Regions from separate parts of the Homo sapiens genome. Here region 1 is linked to region 2. Evidence: chromatin contacts called from ENCODE Hi-C or POLR2A ChIA-PET data. All regions are on one chromosome and are shown on one strand. Each heading gives the region's core, a stretch centred on a gene start or an enhancer-like site at or near the end of the contact. The rest is flanking DNA. Distances are from core to core; before and after follow the strand shown.

Region 1 (2,963 bases), core at 29-2,528, 2.1 Mb after region 2:
CCTGTAGTCCCAGCTACTCGGGAGGCTGAGGCAGGAGAATGGCGTGAACCCGGGAAGCGGAGCTTGCAGTGAGCCGAGATCGCGCCACTGCACGCCAGCCTGGGCGACTGAGCAAGACTCCATCTCAAAAAACAAACAAATAAAAAGATAACTGTCTGTCTTGTCTTTTGGGGTATTGAGAGCATTTCTGATTACCCATTGTCTCCCCAACAGTTGTTGGAATACTGTCTGGGCAAAATTGTGCCTGGGCAGATAAAAATCAGACATGTTTAATAGGAAGTTGTTATGTTTTGTTTCCCCTTGACAGAGGAAAGCAAGAGTCCCTCAGCTCTGCCCCAACCAATCACCTGTGGCTTATGGGAGGGTGGAGGAAGGGAACCATGAGGAGGGCCCCCCCAACACACTCCTTTTCCATGCCATGCTCCCCGCAATTGTGGGCACCCCCCGCGTGAAGGGACCCACTTCTCTGACAGAGCCTTCTTACCCACCTGGGTAGAAGACCTCACTTTTGGTGGTGCCCTCTCTCCACTGGTGGAAGGTGCCAGAGATGATGGTATCCGAGATCTCAGCCCAGTAGCGCCCTGAGTGACAATCGCACATGACACTATCAGGGTATTCGCGCCATTGCATGGCCCAGCCAAACATCAGAAAGGAGGGCATGGGCCCCTTTACAACCCCAGCCTCCCAGTCTGGCCCGCCGCTAGCACTGACCCGAGTGGCCGCGGGAGCCCAAGGCGGTGCCGAAGAGCAGCACATACTCGGACAGCGAGGCGTGCAGAAGGCACATGGCGCCCATCCAGCCACCCGCATTCACGAACACCCACTGCAGCTCCTCGTCGGGCAGCACGTGGCCTGGGTGCAGCCGCCGCAGCTCCACGATCAGACGAGAGAAGGCCAGCTCGTGGTCCAGCCCTGGCGGAGGCAGAGGGGCGGCGGAGTCAGGGCTGGCACCGGTCCTAGGTCCGGGGATGGCGCCTTCGGAACCCTAGGCTCCGCTCCCAGGCCGGCCGCTCCCCTCCCTGCCCTCTGCCCGCTCACCAGCGTACTGCCGCGCCAACTGCGCTATCTCTTCGCGCTGGAAGACGAAGCTCTGCGTACCCAGCCAGAGCCAGACGACCTGGGTCAGCACCGCTGCGACAGCCAGGAGCAGCGCGGCCCACGCCCACCGCCGGCCCACGGCCCACTGCATCCCGGCGGGCGGCCTGGCACGGCGCAGCTCAGGAGGGAGCCGGGGCCTGAGGCTTTGCGCTCACGGCCTCGGAGCCCGCCGGCTGCCCACGAAGCGCTCCCCCGCCACCGCCGTGGTACGGCTCGCCCTGACCAATCGGAGCGGCCCGGGCACCTTGGCACCGCCCTTCGGTTGAACCATTTCCTCGGGGGGAGCACGGAGGAGTGGGGCGGTGCCGCGCAAGGGAGGCAAGGGGGCGGGGCCAAGTCGCCCAGCGGCAGATGTCAGGGTCTTCAGGCGAGGTCTGACCTAGCTAGCGCCACTCTACATACGGATAGGTGTGGGGATAGTGAGACCCAGAATGGACGGGCTCGCCCGAGCTCACTGGCTGGTGAAGCAGACGAGCCCGGAAGTGAAGCCTTCTGGGACTCAACGATTGTTAAGGCCCGCCTTTACCAGGACTGAAGCGGAGAGGAGGCAGTTCAAGCTGGGAGCCCCAGGGTGGGCATTCCAGAGGCGGTGACACCTGAGCAGTGTCTTTAAGAGCTCGCAGAAGGGGCATGCCAGCCCACAGGGACCAGCCCCTAGAGCAAAGGCCTCCGAGGAGAGACAGCTTGGGGTCTTCAGGGGCCTACAATTCCTTCTCTGTTCTGCGGCACAAAATGTGAGAGGAGGCCTTGTAAACCAGCTGAGGGTTATCAGCAAGGGAGGAAGGGGATTAGATTTTGCCACCGAGTGGCACAGGACTGTCGAGTGGAGGGGAGCAAGATGAGTCAGGGAGACCATGACTGTGGGCCAGGTAAGAGGGAAGGTCTGTGTCAGTGGAGATGGAAGAAAGAAATGAGCTTAACAACTCTGGAAATGGAGTTGGCAGGGCTTGATCTCTTCTTCCTGGAATACTCTTTCCCCCTTTATCCTATCCCCACTTTCCCCTTATTTGGCTAACATCCTTTGCATGTCTAGTGGGCAGTTGAGTGTCCAGGTCTCGAAGCTCAGCTCCAGTCTGGAGATAGAGCTGGGAGTTGTCATTCATTCAGATACTTTGTTGGCACTTGTATGTGCCAAGTTCTGTGGTGGCCATTAGGGATATGGCTAGAAACAATGGTCCTACTCCCCAGCTTAGAGATCTCACTGGAGAGTCTACAGAAAACCTCTAAGAATGGATGAAATCTCACAGGGAGAGAGAATAGAGTAAGATAAGGCTAAAGACAGAGCCCTGGAGAGCACCAACAGCAAAGGGTAGGCAGAGGAAGAAGAAAGCAAAAAGGAAAAGAAACAAAAGAGAAAAGAGGTAGCATTGTGCAGTGATTAAGAAATAAACTCTGGAGCTGGACTGCCTGAGTTCAAGGCCTGGCTCCTGCTACCTACTAGTTGTCTGATCTTGGGCAGTTTACTTAAAATCTCTGTAACTTAGTTTTCTTACCTGTAAAATGGAATGGAGATAAGTACCTACCTCATAGTACATATCTTCATTGTGATGAGATTAGATGGGTTAATATTTATAAAGCAGTTAGTGCCTCACATGGTGAGAATTTTATGTGATGGTTATATATATAAAACATAAAGGAACTGGAAAAAAGTAGCCTCATACATTTTTGACCTTAAAGAAAGAAACTGAGGCCGGGCGAGGTGGCTCATAACTGTAATCCCAACACTTTGGGAGGCTGAGGCAGACGGAACACTTGAGTCCAGGTATTCGAGACCAGCCTTGGCAACATGGTGAAACCCCATCTCTGCAAAAAGTACAAAAATTAGTCAGGAGTGGGGGCGCACACCTGTAGTCCCAGCTACTCAG
Region 2 (3,051 bases), core at 245-2,744:
ACGCCGGCCTCGGGGGCGGGGCTCAGCGCACCGGCCCAAATGCGGCCCCTCCCCCGCCGCTCCAGACCCCGGAGGAGGGCAGCGCGACCCTCCCCATCTTGTTACTGGTACTCAGCCACTGGGGACACTGACTGAATGTTCGCCCCTAACTTACCCGGAAAACACGAGAACTAGTTCGATGTCGTTTCAACCTTACCAAACTCTGCGGAAACTTAGGAAATTATCTTTAGTGTCTAGATAGGGGAATTGTTAGATGGACTTGAAGTCTCTCACCTCCTGTTGTACGCCTCCCGGAAGCAACACCAGGAGTCCAACGGGATCCCAAACCAGAGCCCAACCAGTATCCTATAAAGTCTTCAGAGAGGGATCCCCTCCAGGCTGGGGAGAAACAGGACAACCTAACAAAACAGGGCCTGGACTCCTCCCTAAACAGACCACGTTTTTCTCCGCTCTTCCCCTTCCCACTCCCTGAAATCTAGACTAAAACTCTTTTAAGATAACTGCGAGGTATAAAGAACGTCTAGAGCCTAAGCGGCCCGTTGCCAGATTCTACTCCTCAGGCCTCAAATGTGAGCGCCCCAAACATTCTAGAGCTGAACCTGGTACGCTCGCCCACCAAACTGCCGTGCTCGGGGCTTAGTATCTCACGCGCGGCAGTTCAAGAACATCAGACACGCTCAACAAACACTTGTTGCTTGACTGATACATTATGGCGGGTAACGCGTCCCACGTATTTCTTCTTAGAGATATACATTACGCTATACGTTTCTGAAGAATGGCTCGATTTACAGGGGTTCCCACAACGATTTGTCACATATAAAAGAGTGGGTGGTATTTTTACGTCAAAGATGAACAGGCGAACGTCCATCTAAATCGTGTGGTATCAGATGCGGGGAGGCGTGGGGGAGGGAGCGGGGGAGAAAGCGTTAATTCTTCCAGCTTTAGAGCCAGACGTAATATTTAAAACGTGGATTGTTTTTCAAATTAACTTTTAAATGGACACGACAGCACCTTATCCTGCATTAATATTGCATTGCAACTAGAAAGAAAACCAGTGGAGGTACGCCTATCTCCTTAGTTGGCAAAAAAAAAAAAAAAAAAGCAATTTTTAACATTTTCTCGTTTATTCCCCTCTCTAAAAGGCGGGCAAGGCCCCCGATCACGTGATACCGCCCCCCAACTCCGGGCGGAAGAGGCCAGCGACAGCGCTGCACGAAGCGAGTGGGCGGGCGCTCGTGCCCGGCTAAAAGATGGCTGCTGGCGCCTGGCAGCCACCGCCTGGGAGGTTACTGTAAGGCCCGCAGCTCCCGCCAGCTCCCGCGGACTGCTGCCGCCTCCTTACCATGAAGCCAGTAAGTCGTCGCACGCTGGACTGGATTTATTCAGTGGTAAGTCCCGGGGATCGCGGGCCCCCACCGTGTCGACTCACTGGGCCCGCAGGCGGAAAGGCCCTATTTCTTCAGCACCCAGAAACTCCAAAATCCATTCCTGAATTAAGCATTTCACTCCCTCACCTCGACTCCGCCTCTTCCTGGAGGATACGATCTTCCGCTTCTTACGTAAGGGCTGCTGGGTGTACCCGCCACTGGAACCCCATTTATTCGACTTTGTTACTTTAATTCCCACCTTAGCAATGGCAACGGTAACCTGACGGGGGCGAGGGGAAATATCAGGTAGATTTCACACCTCCTTTGCGATTTTTGGTTTAGTTGCTGCTTGCCATCGTTTTAATCTCCTGGGGCTGCATCATCTATGCTTCGATGGTGTCTGCAAGACGACAGCTAAGGAAGAAATACCCAGACAAAATCTTTGGGACGAATGAAAATTTGTAACTCTTCTGGATTTAATTATCTGAAAATACAGTTCTTTCCCTCATGCTTATGTAGATATAAAAATAAAATTCATAATGCAAAGTTCCCAAGTTTATTTTTGCATTATCCTTTATAACAAGCACTAGTATGCAAATTTTTCACTTAGAGATTTTAGTATTTTACATTCTCATGACAAAATTAACAGCAACCTAAATCTGACAGTCTTGAGTGTCAGATCATAGTTGGAATAAGCTTTTCAATCAAGTTTCTAAATTCTTCAAAAATGATTCGGAAAGCTTTTTTTTTTTTTGAGACGGAGTCTTGCTCTGTCGCCCAGGCTCAGTGGCACTATCTCGGCTTACTGCAAGCTCCGCCTTCTGGGTTCACACCAATCTCGTGCCTCAGCCTCCGCAGTAGCTGGGACTACAGGAGCCCGCCACCACGCCCGGCTAATTTTTTTGTATTTTTAGTAGGGACGGGGTTTCACTGTGTTAGCCATGATGGTCTCGATCTCCTGACTTCGTGATCTGCCCGCCTCGGCCTCCCAAAGTGCTGGGATTACAGGCATGAGCCACTGCGCCTGGCCGGAAAGATTTCCTTAAAACAAAAGTGCATGGAATTGCTGTTCTTACATTTGTTTATTGTGATATTTCACTGTTGCATACCCTGATACCAAATTAGTGTAAGTACTGTGTAAGAAAAAAACAAACAAACATGTAACTAAATACTTTTCCATACCGTTTTCCAAGTCAAGAATGACCAGAAAAAGTAGGTAGTCTCTCATATTTGTTTAGCATGTCCACTTTTTACTTATTGTTAAATTACTCAGTCTCAAATTGTACAATGCTTGAAAACAGATATGACAATTTCTGAGATTAAACTTTATTAAAGTTACTTTTCCAGAAAATTCAGTAAATATGGTAATATAGGAACAAACTTAGGCTCATAAGCCTTTTAACTTTTTACATAATCTTTAATGATGTTGATCAGGAAATTCTTTCATTGGTGGAATTACTTCTCCAGTCTCCAGAATTGTATCACCCTAGGAAAACAAAGATACAGTTAGTACAAAAATCTTAAGTCTACAGAGGTGATAGTTCTATTCTGTTCTATGTTCATCAGATCTCACATGGAAAATGTACTTGAGTTCTGGCATTCCCTTTAAAAGGACCCTAGACAAAGTAGAAGCTGACTAAATCTGAACAATCAGTATTCAAAATTTTAAGGTATAGTGAAATAA

The links. A loop is a pair of places that touch in the nucleus more often than their neighbours do. ChIA-PET counts read pairs that join two places held with the same protein, here RNA polymerase II (POLR2A). Pooled maps may share reads with other maps.
Region 1: a loop to region 2 is called in a map with no recorded cell type, with 7 times the contacts of the local background. The contact joins the promoter of SIGMAR1 here to the promoter of TOPORS in region 2. A Hi-C loop is called at or near these places in 2 of 37 single-sample maps with no recorded cell type and 3 of 50 pooled maps. POLR2A ChIA-PET finds 5 or more read pairs at or near these places in 1 of 52 experiments (AG04450).

The regions. Positions count from the first base shown.
Region 1 is chr9:34,636,509-34,639,471 of GRCh38, forward strand. SIGMAR1 (sigma non-opioid intracellular receptor 1) reads right to left here and starts at 1,279. Exons shown (of 4, transcript NM_005866.4): 1 at 1,039-1,279; 2 at 712-912; 3 at 489-581. The coding sequence starts at 1,189. RefSeq lists a silencer at 1,029-1,518.
Region 2 is chr9:32,551,092-32,554,142 of GRCh38, forward strand. It overlaps TOPORS (TOP1 binding arginine/serine rich protein, E3 ubiquitin ligase), which reads right to left and starts at 1,495. Exons shown (of 3, transcript NM_005802.5): 1 at 1,343-1,495. The coding sequence starts at 1,345. SMIM27 (small integral membrane protein 27) reads left to right here and starts at 1,236. Exons shown (of 2, transcript NM_001387564.1): 1 at 1,236-1,388; 2 at 1,710-1,916. The coding sequence starts at 1,344. The coding sequence ends at 1,832. It overlaps NDUFB6 (NADH:ubiquinone oxidoreductase subunit B6), which reads right to left. Exons shown (of 4, transcript NM_002493.5): 4 at 1,910-2,853. The coding sequence ends at 2,785. RefSeq lists a silencer at 56-275 and enhancers at 555-1,269, 916-1,125, 1,136-1,465, 1,270-1,983.